Regions from separate parts of the Mus musculus genome. Here region 2 is linked to region 1. The links are chromatin loops, found by intact Hi-C in ENCODE. Cell type or tissue: heart. All regions are shown on one strand. Each heading gives the region's core, and the rest is flanking DNA. Links, peaks and the distances in the headings are about the cores only. Region 1 holds the start of Gm51670 (a long non-coding RNA gene). Region 2 holds the start of Gm35835 (a long non-coding RNA gene).

Region 1 (9,121 bases), core at 491-8,490:
TCAGCTAGGTAAAAAATGGTGAGCCACTGAGCCCTGTGAACTGAATTCTAACTGTGCTCCTAGGAGGCACAGGAGAGCGTTCCACTCATTATCCCCCCCTTTCTCTCCAGCTTCCTGTCCTCCTGCGCCCTGAGCTCCAGTTCCCTGTCTCTTTTCTTCCCCCAGTGCACCCCCACTGCAGCTCCCAGCCTTATTTTTTTTTTTTATCTGCCAGGCTGGATTTGCGCTTTTAAAGATCAGTATCAATAATAGCCTGCTTGTTTCGGTTACACTCTCCCTCTAAAAAGACAGTCCCCACTAATTGATGCGTCTGGGCTAGTCTAGACTGGTAGTGATTGAACCAACCACCAATTATGTTATTCATTTCACTGAACTTCACTGATGGGCTCCATGAGGAAGAGGGGCTGTTGAGAAACCTGCCCTTGCAATGAAGCAGTTGCCTGCTAAAATATAAAAACCTGTGTGTCACACGCCCTGCTGAATGCCTGAGCACCCTGCTTTAGTCTGAGAGTGGGAGGAATCCACTAGAAAGCCTGGGGAAAAGAGAAGTGCCCCAGAGTACAAACCGAAACATTTGCTATTAGTTATGTCTTCCGATCATTTGAAATCACAGAGAAATTACAGCTATCATAGCTTTATTGATCATGCACCCGTTTTCTATCAGATAGGCTGCGTACATATCTTGCCTTCAAAAGCACCAAATGTCTGCCGGTCTTTTGCATGTATGATGTGAGTATATATATTGCCCATGAGTTAAACTGTTGTACTGCCATAATTTCTACATAGCTATACATACGCATTGGCTGAAATGGGGTGGGGAATCGTTAATTATTTTATATAAACTCACGGGCAATCACTTACAGAACTGTAAGCTTTGAAGCACATTCCACCAAATGCTGCCAAGTAATAGTTAAATTACAGCCGCACAGGAGGTTTCAACAAAAGACACAGCACAGTTGTTACACACTTCTCAGTTCAGCGTTCTGATACAAAATGCTTTCTTGACTGCAGTTTGGATTAAAATGAGTCAAATTGCGATAAATGCTTAAAAAAAAAAAAAGAAATCGCAAACAGTTTCCTTCACCTTCCACTCCGTGTGCACAATGAGGCTATTCCAAAATCTTTCCAAGAAGAAAGCATTGGGGGTCTGGGTTGATTTAGGTATTTTTTCCAAAAATGAAGAGAAAGGTTGGGCTGAGGAGAGTAAAACGGTTTAAAGGAAACCACACACCCAGAATTTTCTATAACAAAGACAAGGTAAAGCACCTCGTCCTTCTCTCCCAGTGTGAGGTGGAACTGAGGTGTGGGACTCCCCCTGCCATGGAAAGTTACAATCTCAGAAAACTACAAAGTAGGAAATGCTCACAATCGCCTCGAGAGGGGATTATTTTGAAATGGGGTTTGATATTACCAATAACTTTGTCAGGTAGAATTAACATCCTTGATAGCCATCTTTCTAATTTCTAAAAGAGAGCCATGAGCATTGATTGACCCCCCACAAAGAATGCAACAATACCAAATTCACCCAGCTATTTCTTTCACTCCATAATATTTAGAAAATCCATATCTATCGTTCTTTACTTTAAAGTCCATCATGTATAACATTTTTAGAGTACCAAACCAAGGAGGGAGAATTCTTTCTTCCATTTTTGTTCTCACAAAATCTTTCAAAGTAACACGTATTTTATCTTGCCTGATCTCTTAATTCCCTTCCTTTGTATTGAATACAAGAGTTGAATATTTAACCTCTTCATTTCGTCCAGACTAGAGGTGTATGAATACCTCCGTCAGTGAAACCTCTGTCTGGTAACAGAACACACGTAGACAATGCAGATAGAATACATTCCCATGCCCATTTTAATTGGGCACAATTTTGAGATTAACTGTTGAGCTTAAAAGTTGGAGGCATGGGGCATGCTGGGACTTCAGCTGAGATGTTCTGAGGCCAAGCACCAGGTACTGAGCTGTTGGTATTACGCTCCGATAGTACTGTGTGTTGCTCTCAAGGAATAGATCCGCCAGCCTCGGTATCAGCCATATATATACACAGGCGTCCATAGCAGCCAACACAGGATGCTAACATACTATGCCTACTTTTACAGAAGCCAGGAGCTGCCACTCGGGTCACCTGATCCCATCTAACAATGGAAGCCTCAAGGGTGTATTACCATCACTTCTGACAAACTTTTCTCTCTCTCTCTCTCTCTCTCTCTCTCTCTCTCTCTCTCTCTCTCTCTCTCTCTCTCTCTCTCTCTCTCTCTGTGTCTCTCTGTCTCTCTGTCTCTCTCTTCCTTAAAAGACAAAAAGTTCCTTCAGCGATGCAAAGGCACGACCCGCAGCTCCCAAGAGCCTAACCCGTGGATTTAAACGGTAAACATCACAAGTTAGGGTCTCAGGGACTGAGGGGAGCGCAACACGATTCCTTCATTCTTTCTTGAGACAAAACAAAGCAAAAATAAAATAAAAATGACAGGCAATTTCGGTTGCAGACTCGTGAGTAAAATGCAGCAAACAGGTGGTCCAGTGTGACTACATCCTGGCTCCCTACACCTCTCCCCTTCACAAAATTTAGATTCATTTCTGTCTCCATACAGCCCTGTATATGCAACACACACATATATACCTGAACATATAAATGTCTGTTGTATCAAAGGAAACTTTGTAGCTTTGGGTAAAATCATTTACCAAATTGGAAAATAATATGAATAAGCTCAGAAATGTCCAGTTCTATTTGGAAAGAAAAGAAGCGATCTACAATTGGAATTAAACATCTCTTCAAACCGTTCATTTGTTAACTAGCACGATTGACTGCGGAGAGGAAAATATGCATCTGCCTTCCCCCAGGGCAAGCGTGCCTCATGCAACAATCCTAAGAGATGGGGTTTGCGGGAAGCAGGAAGCAGGAATCGGAGGTAAGATAGGTTTTTTAAACTCACCCATTTGAAGTGGAGCATAGTTGCAGAGCTTCCAGGAGCGCCATCGGGAGCAGGGGGAGAATGTGAGCTCTAGGCTGGGCGAGGTGTTCAATAGGACAGAGAATGGGGCGGGGAGGGAAGGCGGGGGCAGGAAGCGATACTCCAAAATCCAAAGAAGACCGTAACTCTGTGGTTTATGCTTTGACCGGGGGTGGGGGGTGGGGGGAAGGCTGTTGGGTGGGAGTGGAGGGAGGGGCTGGGGCTGATCGAATTTGGAAAATAGTCGGTTAAAAAAAATAGAAATAAATAAATAAATCGAGAGAGAACGAGAAAATCTCCCAAGGACTGCTCGGAAAAAAAAAATTCTTTTTCTTTTTCTTCTTCTTTCTCTAGCATTCAGAGTTCTGTCAGTCTTGCAAAGCTGGCCCTCCTCTGCATCAGCTGCTTGGCTGAGGCCAAGGCCAAAATCACCCAGAGCGAGCACCAGCCTGTCATTTGGTAGACGCAAAGTGGGAAGGGGTGGGTGCGAGCTGGGGAGATGCTCCCCCACCCTCGCCTCCCGCTGCGGATCCTTTGAAGCCTTTGGCCAATATTTCAGAAGAATCCGAGGCGTAATCCCCCTCCATCTTCACAGACAGCTACTAGTGCTGTACCTGATAGAGTCGCTTTCTCGAACCTCCTCTGCCTGGAAGCGGCGCTTTCCTGTGCAGACTCAAAAAAAAAAAAAAAAAAAAAAAAAAAAAAAAAACACCACGAAAGGGAGGGGAAGCCTATGGGAAGATGCCTCTTTAAAAATTTTTCTTTCCCCTCACCCCTCCTTTCTTTCTTTTATCCCAGGCCTGAGCAAAGTAGATGGCTGGCTGGGCACACAGAATAACAAAGCACCGCTGTAAGGAAGACACTGGAGGGGGCCCTTAGACTCAGAATAAAAAAAAATTAATAATAATAAATAAAAAGAAAAGGAAAATAGCTAACTATTTTAAATATGCTTTCATATACAACTAGAAACAGTTAAGAGCTCCAGGCTCACCCCCTCCTCACCAGAAGAACTACAATCATGCCAGCCAGCCAGCCCGCTAAACCGTGTCTTTTCCTTCACTACATGGTCTGTTTAGAACACCTCCCCAACACACACACACACACACACACACACACACACACACACACACACACACAGACAGACACACACCACAGACACATACAAAACTTTTCTTTTTTTCCTCACCTCTGTAGGTTCAGCTCATACACAGTCCTTGGTTCAGCTCATGGTCTCTCCTTTTTTCTCTCCCTTTTGCTCTCCGAAAAGCCAGACCGTCATCACCATACCTAGTCTCTCTCTCTCCCTCTCTCTCTCCCTCTCTCTCTCTCATATTAATAATAATAATAGCCCTTTCGACATAGCAGCATGAAGTGGCTGCCTTTGAGAAAGCACATTTAATCTTTACTGGCTCCCCTAGGCTTCACTGAAGAAGAAGGCAAGGGGAGAAAAAAAGGAGAGAGAGGAAAAAAGGCTTGTAAGGGAGGCTGCTGACGGACAGCAAGCATCAGGCACAAATCAGCGACAAGTTGAATTTTCCTAGACCACACTGCCCCCTTTCTTCTCGGCTCTCTCCCTGGGCTCCTGGAAAGCCCCAGTGTCTGGTTACAAGAGGCAATGGGTCTCTTTCTGCCAGCCATGGTACAGATTCCTCTCATGCCTGCTTAAACCTCTGGCAGAGTAAGGAATCGATATCCCCCTCTAATCACCTTTAGCTCTTTGATGGCTTCCCCCCTTTTTCTGAGAATCCACTTGGCTTCCCTCGCATCTCCCCCCCCCCCTGCCCTGCCAGGCACTGGCATACAAAGCTTGCAGGCTGTCATCTCTCACTTCCTTCCATATCTTGAAGACAAGCCTCTTCGAAAATTCTCTCGAGCTTGCTCTCTCTGTGTTGTAGCATGTCTCCTCCCGGACTAGCAGCACCGGATGCACGGAGACATCTCCCTGACTACTAATGAGATCAAAAATACACCATCAGGTCAGGGGAAACTAGACATTGTAATATATACATTATATATTATATATGTACATGAATATATATTCTTTTGCTAGATCAACAGTTCAGGTAGCCCATTTTCTAAGTGGGGGGTTGGAGCACGTTCAAGATGGTGAATGTGAAGAAGTGAGACCTCTGGTGCAGTGTGGTTCTTTGGCCAATTGTTTGGCATCCACACACGAGTGCGGATGAGCACAGGTGAGGCTGCTTGTGAAATTCTCCTGTTCTTCTTTTTTTTTTTAAATGGGCAGATAGTCAACAACACCCCAAACATTTCTTTGAAATTTGTGTGTGAAAGCATAAAAGAGCAACAACTCAAGTCTATATTTAAGATACATAGACGCTCTTCAGGCACACAATGACCATGATGCTAAAACTCTTGCCTTTGAATGGCCGAGTTTTGCCGGTTGCCTCCGGTTGCAATGTGCACTAATTTGCCACTTATGGTCCTGGGATTTGGAAAGCCACTCACTCAGTCTCCTCCGCTCAGCCAAACCCTTGGCTTCCGCGGCAGGCATTTTCCTGATTCCTGAAGCATTTGTATCCCCCCCCCCCAATTCATCAGCTATAGGCATACTTTATTGATCAGCCTAATGTCCCTCAATAATGATAAGCAATACTTCGGATGATGAAAAAGAGCAGAGAGAAAGAGGGGGGCACAAGAAAAAACAGAAGCCACCCCCCAAGAGACGAAGGGTTTGCTGTCATAGGTTTTAAACGCTTGCCTTTTGTACAGTGTCCCCTCACAGTTGGTACCACTCCCAAAATTAGGGTCTCTACTTATCTATAAACACAGGGATTACTGCTGTCTTAACCCAGTTTTCCCAATGAGGCTAGAATCCTGCAGACAACAGACAGTGCTGTGTTAAAATAGAATACGGGCTTCTGTAAATAGCAAGAAAGGGGGAAAGGCAGCCAAAGATGCAGGTTCCCTGTAAGTGGGTGTTTTAAAAGGTAGTTTCTTTGTGCTCATCACAGACGTTCATGGTGCTTTGTCTCTGACGGTGAGACTTCAGATGCACGGCTGGAAGCCAAAGGAAAGGGAAGGAAGAGCTCCTGAGATGAAGCAGCAGAGGAAGGGGAAAGAGAGGGGAAGAGAAGGGAGGGAGAGGAGGAGGGAGAGGAGGAGGGGAAGGAGGAGGAAGTGGACAAATGGGCAAAAGAGAAGAAGTTCCAGAATGTTGGAGGATCTTTAACACTTTTTTTTTTTGTCATGACTAGGTAGGAGGAAGGTGTTTGCCAGGAGTTGGTGACTGGGTCAGAATCCTTTTCAGATTTGGCCGACTGGGTGTTTGTACTAGACTGATAAAGAAAAGAGAGAGGGGGGAAGGAGAGAGAAACATGCTAAAATAATCAAAAAGGGTGGAGCTGTCAAAAAAAAGATTTGACTCATTGGGTGCCTCCCTGTAATGCCAAGATGACTCATTCCTAAGGAGGCTCCTTGGTTGTCTAGTATATATGAGGGTCTGAGAGCAGGCCACTGTACCCAACTGGAGAGGACAGACAAACAGAATGACATTCTCCAAACCCCTCTGATTGACAGTAACAGTCTAGCATAACTTCCACACACTAAGCTAGTTCATCCTTGTCTGTGTTCACTTTGCTTACAAAGATACACAAATATATGACTTGTGAAAGTTGGGCTAAGGAACACATCATTTTCTCCATACAACTCAGCCATGTCTTCAGAGGATACTTATTTCAAGCAGTTAACACCTGACCCCAATTTCTGTGGGTAATTAGTGAGCTAGATAAGCACACAAAGTGGGTAATTATTTAGTACCCAAGGGTACGCTAGAAGTGGGTAGTGGCTTTGTTAGCAAAAGCATATCTCTAATTATTGTATCTATGATGGGTGTTTTAAAAATACCAGTTACTCTATCAAGCGAACCATGATAAATAAGTAACTGTTTTACTGTCCTCAGCATATACATACATGTCTTCTGTCATGGTTAAGAATATTTACCTCTAATGTATGGAGTGTGCTGAAGATTAATTAGTTAACAACTGTAAGACTCTCGGAAGATTAAATGAGCTAGAGAGCTTCTAAATACAGTATTAGTATCACTATTGTTGCTTTGGCTACATTATTTCTGGCTGAGAGATGTTGAAAGGAGTAGATGCTATTGTTCAGCCTATGTCTTGGTCTGATGGTAATGCAGAAGCCACAAACATAATGAACATGATGGTGAAAAGTGGTGGACTGCCTAACAGTCTAACAGGCTGGAAAAGAGAAGTCAACGGTATTGAATTGACAGCTGGCTCAGGTTATATCTGAGGAGTTAGGGCAGGAGGTGGAGAGAGCGAGGAGCAACAGGAAGAGTCAGGGATGAGTCTGAATCAGCTGAACCACACCCTCCTTCTAAAGTCTCCTAGCCCTTTGAGAAAGCACAAATGTACAGAAACCCCTCAAAGAAGACATCTTTGCAAGTCTTAGGATAAGCTTAGCATGATCACATCACCTATATAGTATTTGTCGTGGAGAAGAACATCTGTATAGATTGTGTAAGCTGATGCAGATGCTTTTTAAAATACTGGGTTAAGGACAGGCACATACAGGCCAACCACAGAGATCTTCAAGCCAAGATTGGAACCATGAAAAAGAAGCAGTTTATTGCTTTTATAAATCATGTCTAGGGTGAGAAGGATACTATTTATTTTTACTAGGAAGGAAAAAAAGGGAGAGAAAGACAGACAGAGACAGAGAAAGAGGCACAAAGAGAGACAGACAGACAGACAGACAGAGACAGAGAGAGGCAGAGACAGAAGGAGTCCATGCATGCTTTAGGGAGCTGATCCTGGAGCAAAAATAGCAACAAGGAAAACTTAACAAAAACTTACTACTTTCTCTGTGAACATCTATCACCTTGAGTCTGTTGTCTGGGTCTAGCAGAGGCAGGACACATAGAGGCCTCTGGAGTCCAAATCTTCAAGATGGCTCACACATTTTTTCTTTCAAAGCAATGTTGTCCTGGGGATTAACCTAGAGATATGGGAGGGGCAATCAAGAGGGAAGTGGAAGAGAAATCTGCAAAGACGTTGTATTCTGTCCAGCGGATGCTTCTAGGGAACTGGGGAGAGTTGGCCCCCATCCTTCAGCCCACAGTGAAACAGTTGAAATCTCCTTCACTGGCCAGGACACACGTTGAGGCTGTGATTGGAGACTAACATTGGAGTGAATATTTGTGAAGTGTTTGAGAACTGAGAGGAAACTTCTCCAAAAGCCATCCAAGCCAGTCTCGTGAACCGAAGCCTAGTGTTTGTCACCCCCTCTCTGAGCTCAGAACTACAAAGGCTAGCTGGTATTCTCCAACCCGCCCAGCTTCTTTCAAACCCACAGACTGTGCCAGACTTGGCCCCACCTCCCCCTGCAGCTGATTCTGTATCCCTGCTCCACACTATGCTGCAGGGAAGGCGATTTCCATTTTAATTGCCCTACCTGGCTCGCCCCTCTGTCACTAGTCTTGGTTCTTGGTTCTTGGCAAGATTTCAAAGGCCCAATGAATTGTTTTGCCTCCCCCTAATCTTAATCTTCAACACATCTGGTTCCTACTTCCCCCAAATGTGATCCTTTCAAACAAAACCTTCTCCTCTTCTGCATTGTCTTGCATTATAGACACGACTATCTGCTTTCTTTGGCCTCTCTTACTTTTGCCTAACTTTCTCTTCTCTTTCTTCTCTTCTCTTCTCTTCTCTTCTCTTCTCTTCTCTTCTCTTCTCTTCTCTTCTCTTCTCTTCTCTTCTCTTCTCTTCTCTTCTCTTCTCTCCTCTCCTCTCCTCTCCTCTCCTCTCCTCTCCTCTCCTCTCCTCTCCTCTCCTCTCCTCTCCTCTCCTCTCCTCTCCTCTCCTCTCCTCTCCTCTCCTTTTCTTTTCTTTTCTTTTCCCTAATATAATGGAGGGACCTGAAGGAAAGCCAAAGCCTTTTCTTTCTAGCCTTTCCACCTGTACTAAATCATCTCAGACAATCTAAAGCAATTTAAGGCATTTCCTAGATGTTCACTAAAAATGATCTGGAGTCAGCAGAGAACAGGTGTATGTGTGTGGCAGGGTCAGAGACACATAGAGAGACACATTCAGAAAGATAGAGAGGGAGATGCAGAGAGCGAGAGAGAGAGAGAGAAAGAGACAGACAGACAGAGACAGACACACAGAGAGGAGAGATACAGAGAAAGA
Region 2 (9,121 bases), core at 487-8,486, 160 kb before region 1:
GAGAAAGAGGGAAATGAGCAAATAATTTGGAACTATTAGGCTTCAATTTGAGTATCCAATCTGCCATACGGGTGGCAAGAGCTTGTGTACTTTGCAACACTAATAATCTTGCTGTTGATCCCTAGGTGTGGGGCTTCCCTTGTAACTTGGAATGGAAATGGATCTGAATAAATGAAGGTGTTTGTAGATGGTTAAGAGAAAGAAAATAATATTTGGCTTGTGTTCACTGCTCAATTAGTTTTTGTTTTCAGAAGACGCTGTGATACAGGGTGAGAGGGTTATTGACACAAAATGGCTTGCAGTTTAGGCTTATGTAATGATGGTTCACCATGTGAGCCATCACTAATCTGGTGGACTAGGTCTGTGTTTTATATAACTGTTGTCTTCTACAAAGTTAAATCAGTAAGAAACCCCAGGAATGTCAAGGTCTATGTGTAGGTTTGGTGTTTCAGGGGCAAGGAGGAGAGTCAATGTGGAATACAGGAGACAGCAGCAGTCATGGGCAAAGGAGCATGACAATCTGCCTAGGCCATGTGGCTGACAACCCGCCTGACGCTTGTTTTGACTTTGTTCTAACTGCACAACCGGTGCGTGCAGATGACTTTACATCTCAGAGCAAAATGTGCGACAGCAATGTGCTAAGCAAATGCAAACAAAAATATGCTTCCCCCACTCTAAACAAATCTCTCACACGTCGTGACAATGCCATGGCATGGCGAGAGACTGAAGACAGGGGCCACCAGAAACCAGATTGGCTCCTGGCTAAAGCCATTCTCCAGCATGCTTTTCTAGGTCACCTTCAGTGTGTTGGAGTTATTATTATTCAGTATTACACACATTTCAGCTTCGTTCATGTGTGTGCTCATGGGGAGCATCATCCATTCAATTTGTTCAGTATGTGTGTTGAGTACCTACTGTGATCCAAGAAGACGCAGGGATATTTAGAAGGCAGCACAGAAGATTGAGTGATGATACACGAGGAGTTGTAGCTTCTCTGCTTCCACCCATTCCCCCCTCTCAGTTCTAGGGTTCTTCCCCCTACTTTATGCCCATGAATACCTTCCCTGCATGTTAAGGACCAAGGCTATTTCTTTCCTTATTTTCAGGATATCTCCCTATAGTGGAACTCATTTGTTCTTTCTCCAGTCCAGTGATCCAATGGTAGGCTACTTCTTCTCAGAAGTGACCTAGTTAGTAGATGTTAAAAGTGTCTGTGGCCAGCTTATTTCTTCTGCCTTGACCATTCTCAGTTTGACAAAGCTTGTCCTGCAGTCAAAGTACAAGGATGGACAAACCTTACAAAAGTTAGCCTTGTGACTAAACTTCTTGCATTCCAAGCCTTTTGGCTTAAGCATGGCTATAGAACTCGAATTTGCCTTCTTGGAACATCTACAAGGCATTCTGATAGTAACAGAGAGCCATGCTGTGTTCTTGGTACCATGGTGCCAGAATGTGAAATTGCAAGTTCAAATTTGGTTGGGTTCAAATCCTGGCACTATCAGTAGCACTTGAATGTACTACCCTGGGGGGTAGTTAACACCTTTGTGCCCTGTTTCTCTATCTTTACAATGGAGAAGATAGAATGTAGTTTATTAGATCAGTATAAGGATCAGAACATATTAATGCATGCACTTTCATATTTGGAACACTGTAGGGCACTTGATACATGCTCAAGAAAGTCCAGTTATTAGCTAATATTCTCCAAATAAAATCATTTCCATCTACCGTGGTTTTGTACTCTCAATGGCACTTTCTAACTAGCTTTATACTCTGAATGTCTTAAGCCCCAGTTTTACAAAATGCCACCTCTGGGAGTGGATATTTCAAATGCTCAAAGTGTTTTGGAAGAGTGAGTCATTTGGAAGTAGTCCTTGGAACTCTAGTTTCAGTATTTCTGCCACCATCAATATTCATAATTTACGGAGGAGCATAATCATAGACCCCTAGCTCACAGTCTTGCCACAGTAATTTATTGAGTTTCATGGGGTGGGATTGAATGAATCACATATGGAATTTCTAGTATCATACATAGCAGTCTTCAGAAATGTTTTATGAAAACACAACAACAACAAAACAAAACCTTCAACATCATTGAACCTGAAATCAGATAGAGCTGGATCATTCCTGAGCCTCCAAATTGGTGCCTAACAAGGGGGTTTATGTGGCATCTGTATGCTGAGCACTGAGAAATGAGTGTAATTTATGACAAATACATGAGCTCACTCACATAAACACACTGGCATCTAAATCTAGATGCAATCTGTGCGGTTGCTCTATGGCATCATACTTGTAATCTTTTGTAGGGTGAGGAACCTGAGAACTGCTTCTAAGACCAGGGTAGTCTTTTGAGTTTGTCTCTTGAGCCTTCTGTACATCTATTCTGGGAGTGGTCTCATTGTGCCTGAGGACTGAGTCTGTTCTCTGTGCCCACCTGGTGAAAGACTATGTCACTCATTACAGTACTTCTTTCTCTAGAGAAGACCCTGTGAGTTGAGCTTTTGAGGAGAATGGAATGGTCTTATGATTCCATTCATCCATTGCTCTACCTGCTTTCCAAAAGTCCACTGGATCATGCCTTTGTATGTTAAGCATATTTTGAACCGTACCTGCCAACCATTGTGACTCAGTCTCACAGTCTGGCTACCCTTTACAGAGTCTGCTCTGCTACCAGACAGTTTCCTATTCTTGAGTTTTCTACCCTCAAAGCCTGTCTCCCCCAGCCTCAAGTCTAGCCTTTGCCAATCTTTTAGGTTCATGTTGCTTGCTAAGGCTCAGCATGTGACAGACCATGTAGGCCTATTGATCGTCTGTGTTTCCCTATACTGAAGTTCTATTCTGTGTACCAGGAGTGACCAAAGACATCCTGAAGGTCCCACGTTCAAAAAGAATAGAATTATATTCCAGAAGACATCGCCATATGAGGACAACTTATGCTTAGAGAGGGCATAGAAGAATTAAACCTTGACTCCTGTCCTTTGATTTGGTGGGGAGTGGAATTCTCCTGCAAATGGGAAGTAGAGGAATCGAGGCATACTGTGCTATCTCTTGGCTTATGAATGAGTGACCTGGGATAGAAGTGGTCTGGACAGATATATCCTGTTGGTATAGAAGTCCTATGGAAATCAACCAAAAGGGAATGGGCCAGCGAAGGCCAGTACCAGGAGGTATTTGGTGACCAAATTCTCTGTTTTTGAGTGATGGAATCTATGTCTCTTGTTTAGAGTTGTTGAATTTTAGTGATGGTCAATATGGGAGAGAGACGGAATTGCTTTCTAGTTTTTAGAAAAAGGCAGACAGACATGAACGAGCAACTTTGACACAATGGTGGCAAGTACGTGTTTCCAATTACTCACCCTCACCCCCACCTTTGGCCTAGTAAGAGGCCCTTTCACTGAGTCAGAACAAAGGTCAGTCCCCTGACCCATCACTCCAAGGCCTTTTGGTTGACTAGGGCGGGAGGTGGGCGGTGAGGGTGGTGTGTGTGTGTGCCAATTAGGTCCCGTTGTGATAAAGGTGGGAGGGAAGTTTTCTCCCAATTCACTGACCCTTGAAGGAACTTCATCACTTTTGTTTTGAGGCTGTGTGGGGGTTGGATGGAGGCAGGGCACTCTTCCTTCATCTGTCTATAGTCAGCCCTGGAACAGGGACTGTCCTTGTCGTCCTCATATCCTAAGGATAGGTGGTACTTTAATGCCTCCTCTACATAGTTCAATCTGTAATCTCACTAAGTTGACGTTGGGATAGGAAGAAAACAATGGAAACATGTAGACTAGCTACTGGTACAATGTCTGTTTAGTTTTAGAAATCACATCTACATCCGTAAAGCATGGCAGATGTCAGCTCCACTGCCCACCACCCCTTGCCGGCTCCTCCCCTTCTTCTTAATGTGGAACACAATGAACTAATTCCATAAGAAGCAATTCAGAGAAAAGTGAAAATGTAATTTACCGGGGTTCAGCTAGGACGCCCATCTTGTTCTAAATCCAACAAGTTGATCACATGTGAGGGGCCCCAGCGTACCCTAAAATATATCCATTAATTCCCAGAGATTAAAATCCATGTGCTTAAAAACAACCACAACAAAAATACCAGCTGCCTTTTGAAAGCAAGGGCGTTGGGAAATGAATGGAATCTCATGCTCCTGCTCTGTGTTCAAGAGCTTCGATGGCTACTGTGTTACATCAGGTATGTAATGAATGACAATGGGCGAGGAATCTAAATAGAAGAGGGGTGCTTGAGTAACTGTAGTTTTTATGTTCAGGGGAGCCCGAGAGAGAAAAGCCGCATTGTACCTCGGATTAATGGAGCTGCAGGATTGCATTAATGACAGCTTTGCTTTTTAGCAAAAAGGAAGATAGTTAGGGCAGTCAAAGAGAACATGGCTAGAATGTGCTCTGCTAATTGGAAATGTATATTATCTTGAGGCGATGTGTGTGCCGGGGAGGGGGCTCGGGAGGATGTGAGGGGGAGGCACAGTAAGAGGGCTGCCAGAGAGACTGGACCCAGGATGCCCCGGATTGGGTCCTACCAGCAGGGCAGTTAAAGGGTCTTTTCTTGTTGATAGGAATGGCCAGTGCCTGGACCCCACCCTCCCCCACTCCCTTTTAATTCAATGGCTACGTGGGGGCTTCTTTGATGGAGGCTTTGAAGTCGGTGGCTTTGAGATTACTCTTCCTCTGTGACCTTGACCACCAGCCATGAGGTTAGTAGGGAAGGGGAGGGGAGGAGGAAGGCTCTGGAGCTGGAAAAAGAGAAGGAAGGAGAGGGGAGGGACAGCATTTCTGCAGCATTCCAGGACTTTTCTGATCGCTCGGCAAAGCTGAAATATGATTGCAGCCTTTGCGCCGGGAAGGAAAGAAACCATTTAAATGAAAAATTAGCTGCCTTAGCGGGTCAAGCACATAGTTACATTAATGTCGTGTAGAACAATAAATCACCTTCGATCTCCAATTGAAAAAATGCTAATTTAGCTCAGCGATTCACTGATTGTACTTTGCTTCGATAGAAATCTTTTATTTAATGCGAAGCCGTGATTTGACAGCCTCCTCTAATGGTGCTCGCAGCCTCTCAGCATCTCAGTGGAATTCTGATCATGGTTTTAATATTCCGTGCAGCTCTGCCCCCTCTGATTTCACGCTCACACATTAACGAGAGCTGACACTGGAGATTAGACGCAGACAGCTGGAATGCCAGGGCTTTGTTGCGGCATGGACTGCAGCCAACGTCGTTCAACCACAGCCAAGAGGGACCTGGGAAAGTCTTCTTAAGAAGGAGGGAAAGGCAGGGTGCGGGGCTGGAGGGAGGGTGGGAGCGGGGGATGGGAGCCCAAAGAAAGGCAAGGTACTTTCTGAAGGACACAGGATAATGGAGATTTTTCGAGGAGCCCTTTCCTCGTGGAAATTCACATTTGAATCGGTTCTGGTGTGTGTTAGAGGAAGTAGGTCATTACAGGGAAATCCCAGACTGGTTCAGTATTTTTCTTTAAACTCCTCTGAAATTACAATGGAAGGCTGCGAACGATGAATGGAAACGGGCTCCCAGTCTCAGCCAGCCGCTAGTCTGAGAAACAATGGTGATTAGAACAGGACTGCTTACATAAGGAAATGTGTGTTCTCTCTTCGCCTTGAAAAAAAAAATCACTTAGTTCCAGGTGGATAAGTGGGGAACTAGAACTAGATCTATGAGCCCGGGCTGCCTGCACAGACTAGTGACTACTACCTCGACGAGAAAGGAACTCTAGTCGCCTTGATCCGAAGACAGTGTTTCTTGAGACCAGAAATCAAATAAAGATCCACAGTTTCATCTACACTAGCAACCAGGGCTCAGCCAGTGCCTTACTGCAGAGAGGGAAGAGGAGGGCACCGCCCTAGTCTGCGATCCAACTTTCTCCTGGAGAATGACTGAGAATCAAAGTAGCCCTGACTGCACATTAACACCTCGTCAAAAAAAAAAAAAAAAAAAAAAAAAAAAAAAAGGCTTCTGCTCCCGGGGGAAAGCAATTGAGTAGAAATAACAAATGTCTTCCTTGCTAACTGTATCATCATTAATAATAATTGTACTTTGCATTTTTATGGGATCCTAGGATTCTTGAGGTCTTTATAAATATGCATGGGAGAGAGGGTGATGGGGAGGCTGAAGGATGAATAGAGACGGATGTGCCCATTCAGGATGTTAGGGTGGAGTGACTGAGGCCTGCCACCGCTGCAGGGGATTACCTGGGACTAAAGAACAGCCAGCAAGCAAGTCCCAAAGCCTCACACTGCACCTGGGCTGGTGCCTACCAGATAGATAATTCCTCTACTGACACCTATGACTCGCACCCGTGAACCTGGCTTTTGGGTGGGGGAAGGTGGAGGAACTGATCTGCCTTGAGTAACTTTGTCCTATATTTCTGACTGGTACTGTCCTTTGTCCTGGTTGGGTCACTGTCACCAATATAGCTTACAAGCTGTGTTATTGAGCATGGAACTAGACAATATTCTTATTGAAAGGAAATATGAGTTGGGACCTACTATATATATATATGTGTATATATATATATGTGTGTATATATATATATATATATGTATATATATACACACACATATACATCATATGTACATATTTGCATGCCCATATATATATACACACACACACATATATATGTGTGTGTGTGTGTGTGTGTGTGTGTGTGTATGTATAGATTTGATTCCTACAAGCAGCTCATAACTGCCTATAATTACAGCCCTACCCAGAAGATCCAATAGTCCCTGTCCTCAGAGGACACCCCCATGAATGTTCACATACCCACATGTATACACACACACACACACACACACACACACACACACACACACACACCTACACATAATTAAAAAAATGATAGATCTTTTTAAAAACTAGGAGATCATATCACAGTGGTTTAGGGCCTGTAGCTTATACCACAGCACCTAAAGCCAAGTAATTAAGAACAAATCAGATAGACGTGTTCATGAATCTCACTTCTCTTAATATCACTGTGGAGTTAGCAAGGTTCTTAGCTTTTCTAAATTTGTTGTTGTTGTTTGTGAAATACAGATTTTAATAAAATAACCCGTGGCAGAGTACCTGACTGGTAGGAGCCACTCATTAAAGGTCAATTATTACTGCTCATGTTATTTACATGAGGCTCTTAGAAGCACTCAATAGGGACACACACAGGTGAACATTGCCTAACAGACTCCTTAGTGTTCATAGTACCTGCTCATTACTGTTAAGTAGCCTGTGAGAATGAAGCGTTCTAAAGCACGCTATTGTTCTCACTACTATCTTCCTAATAGATTTACACTATACTCAAGATCCTGAAAAAAAAAAACCTCAAAGCATCTTTGAAACTATTCTTTAGAATGATGACTGGGAAGCTGGGGAGATAGCTCCGTTGGTAAGGCCTACCTTGTAAGCAAGAATTCACAAGTTCAATGCCCAGAACCCATATGAGAAAGCCAGGTATGATGGCACACAATTGTAATTCCCACGCTGGGAAGACAGAGATAGGTGAATCCCTGAGAATTGTTAGCTAGCCAGCATCACCTGATAAGGGAACCTCAGGCCAGTAAGAGATCCTATCTCAACAAACAAGGTTTGTAGTGCTTATAAAATGACACTTGAGGTACACACACACACACACACACACACACACACACACCAGTACTCTTGGTACTGTGTCTTAAACATCTTTAATTACATCACATTTCCATCCTTGGAGGATGGATTTCTCAGTGGGAGCTACTAAAAGCTGTCCAGAAGCTATCTATGTCTTATGAATCTGGTGGGCAATCAAATTGGGAGAACGATTTTTCAGAAATACAAATTAGATTTGCTTTTTGTAAACTGAACCTGACCTCAGTTCCAAGAAAGCCTTATTGAGCAAATGTAGCCATTTTAGAATATGCCTATGATTTCCTAAAAAGAGAGTGCATAGAAAGAGCTATCATTCCTGGTACATCTGTAAGGGGGAGACTGGAGCGCATTATTTCATGATCACAGCTTATAAACAGACTTCCAGGAAGGAGCTTATAGTTCCATGCAGCAGAAAAAGACACCTTGAATGCTCTTTATGTTTTATCTTTATGTTTTACTGTGCTAAACACCATGACCCAAAGCAACTTAGGAAAGGAAAGAGTTAATTTTAGCTTATACTTCACAGTCCACAATGGAAGAAAGTCAAGCAGAAAACAGAAAACAAAGATAAAAGCTGTTTATAGGCTTGCTTTTTGTTCCCTGCTCAGTGAACTTTATTAACTAGCATAGACCCACCCACCTAGAGAATGATGCCGCCCATACTGGGCTGGCTCCCTCATAGCAATCATCAATCAAAACAATCTCTCACAGACATTGCCCCCAGGTCAATCTTATTGAGATAGTTCTTCAACTGAAGTTTCCCTTCTCTAGGTGAGTCCAGGCCTTCCAGAGTTGATGAAAACCAACCAGAACAACAAGTTCTTTGCATTTTACTGAAACCTCAAGTTCCGCTGCTCTTGGTTTTGCCCTCTGAGCTTGTGTGCAGCTTTAGTGTAGAGTTCAGTTTGCTCGTTTTTTCAGGATTCATTGTTCATCTTCTGGGTTTCTGATGCTCGCTAAGCCCTCATCAGAAAGGCATACCTATCATAATAGTGAAGAGAAGAAAATGCTATTCTTGAGGGCACATGGGCATGGCCAGATCCTGGAGATGCAATGCAGCATGCTGAAGTGTGTGAACTTGTTCTTCGAACTGAGAGGCAAATGTTGGCCTTTACAGCTAAAGAGAATCATATTTACTTCAGTGTTCCTTTTGGTTCCATCACACCCTCATTCTAAGTTTCTGTGTCTTAAGAATGAATCAAACCTTGTACTCCTTTTATTAACGATAAGCACAACCAAATTGCAAATTATTGTTGGTCCTTATCTGGAGTAAGTCTTTGTCAAGGAGAGAGAAAACCTGTCCTGAATCCCACCCCAGAAAGATCCATAAACTGTAAACTATTGCAGTTTTAAAGAGTTGGGTTTGGCTTGAAGAGTTTTAATTCATAACCCGTATGTAACCCGTATCCCAGGGCTGGGAACTGTGGCAGGCTTCTGAGAGCCCTGGTGGCATCTCCATAGCCATGCTTCTCACAATTCATAA

The links. Hi-C counts contacts between places; a loop is a spot of excess contacts. Peaks named below come from ENCODE experiments on the same cell type or tissue, not always from the same donor. Only the 100,000 strongest peaks of a DNase experiment are listed, where the experiment ranks them.
Region 2: it touches region 1 in a loop (2.8-fold over the local background); 8 of 42 quality-filtered maps call a loop at or near these places.

Annotation. Positions count from the first base shown.
Region 1 is chr9:41,575,218-41,584,338 of GRCm38, reverse strand. All of the region lies in intron 4 of Mir100hg (Mir100 Mirlet7a-2 Mir125b-1 cluster host gene), which reads right to left. It overlaps Gm51670 (a long non-coding RNA gene), which reads left to right and starts at 4,693. Exons shown (of 2, transcript XR_003948129.1): 1 at 4,693-5,146. It overlaps Mir125b-1 (microRNA 125b-1), which reads right to left and starts at 2,413; the gene lies at 2,337-2,413. In heart, for the core only: a CTCF peak has its summit at 4,516; DNase peaks (open chromatin) are centred at 2,948, 3,438 and 4,508; H3K4me3 peaks cover 4,597 bases; H3K27ac peaks cover 4,419 bases.
Region 2 is chr9:41,732,185-41,741,305 of GRCm38, reverse strand. Gm35835 (a long non-coding RNA gene) reads left to right here and starts at 3,857. Exons shown (of 5, transcript XR_379295.4): 1 at 3,857-4,185; 2 at 4,565-4,702. RefSeq lists an enhancer at 3,345-6,328. In heart, for the core only: no CTCF peak of the experiment used is centred there; a DNase peak (open chromatin) is centred at 5,285; H3K4me3 peaks cover 1,692 bases; H3K27ac peaks cover 2,938 bases.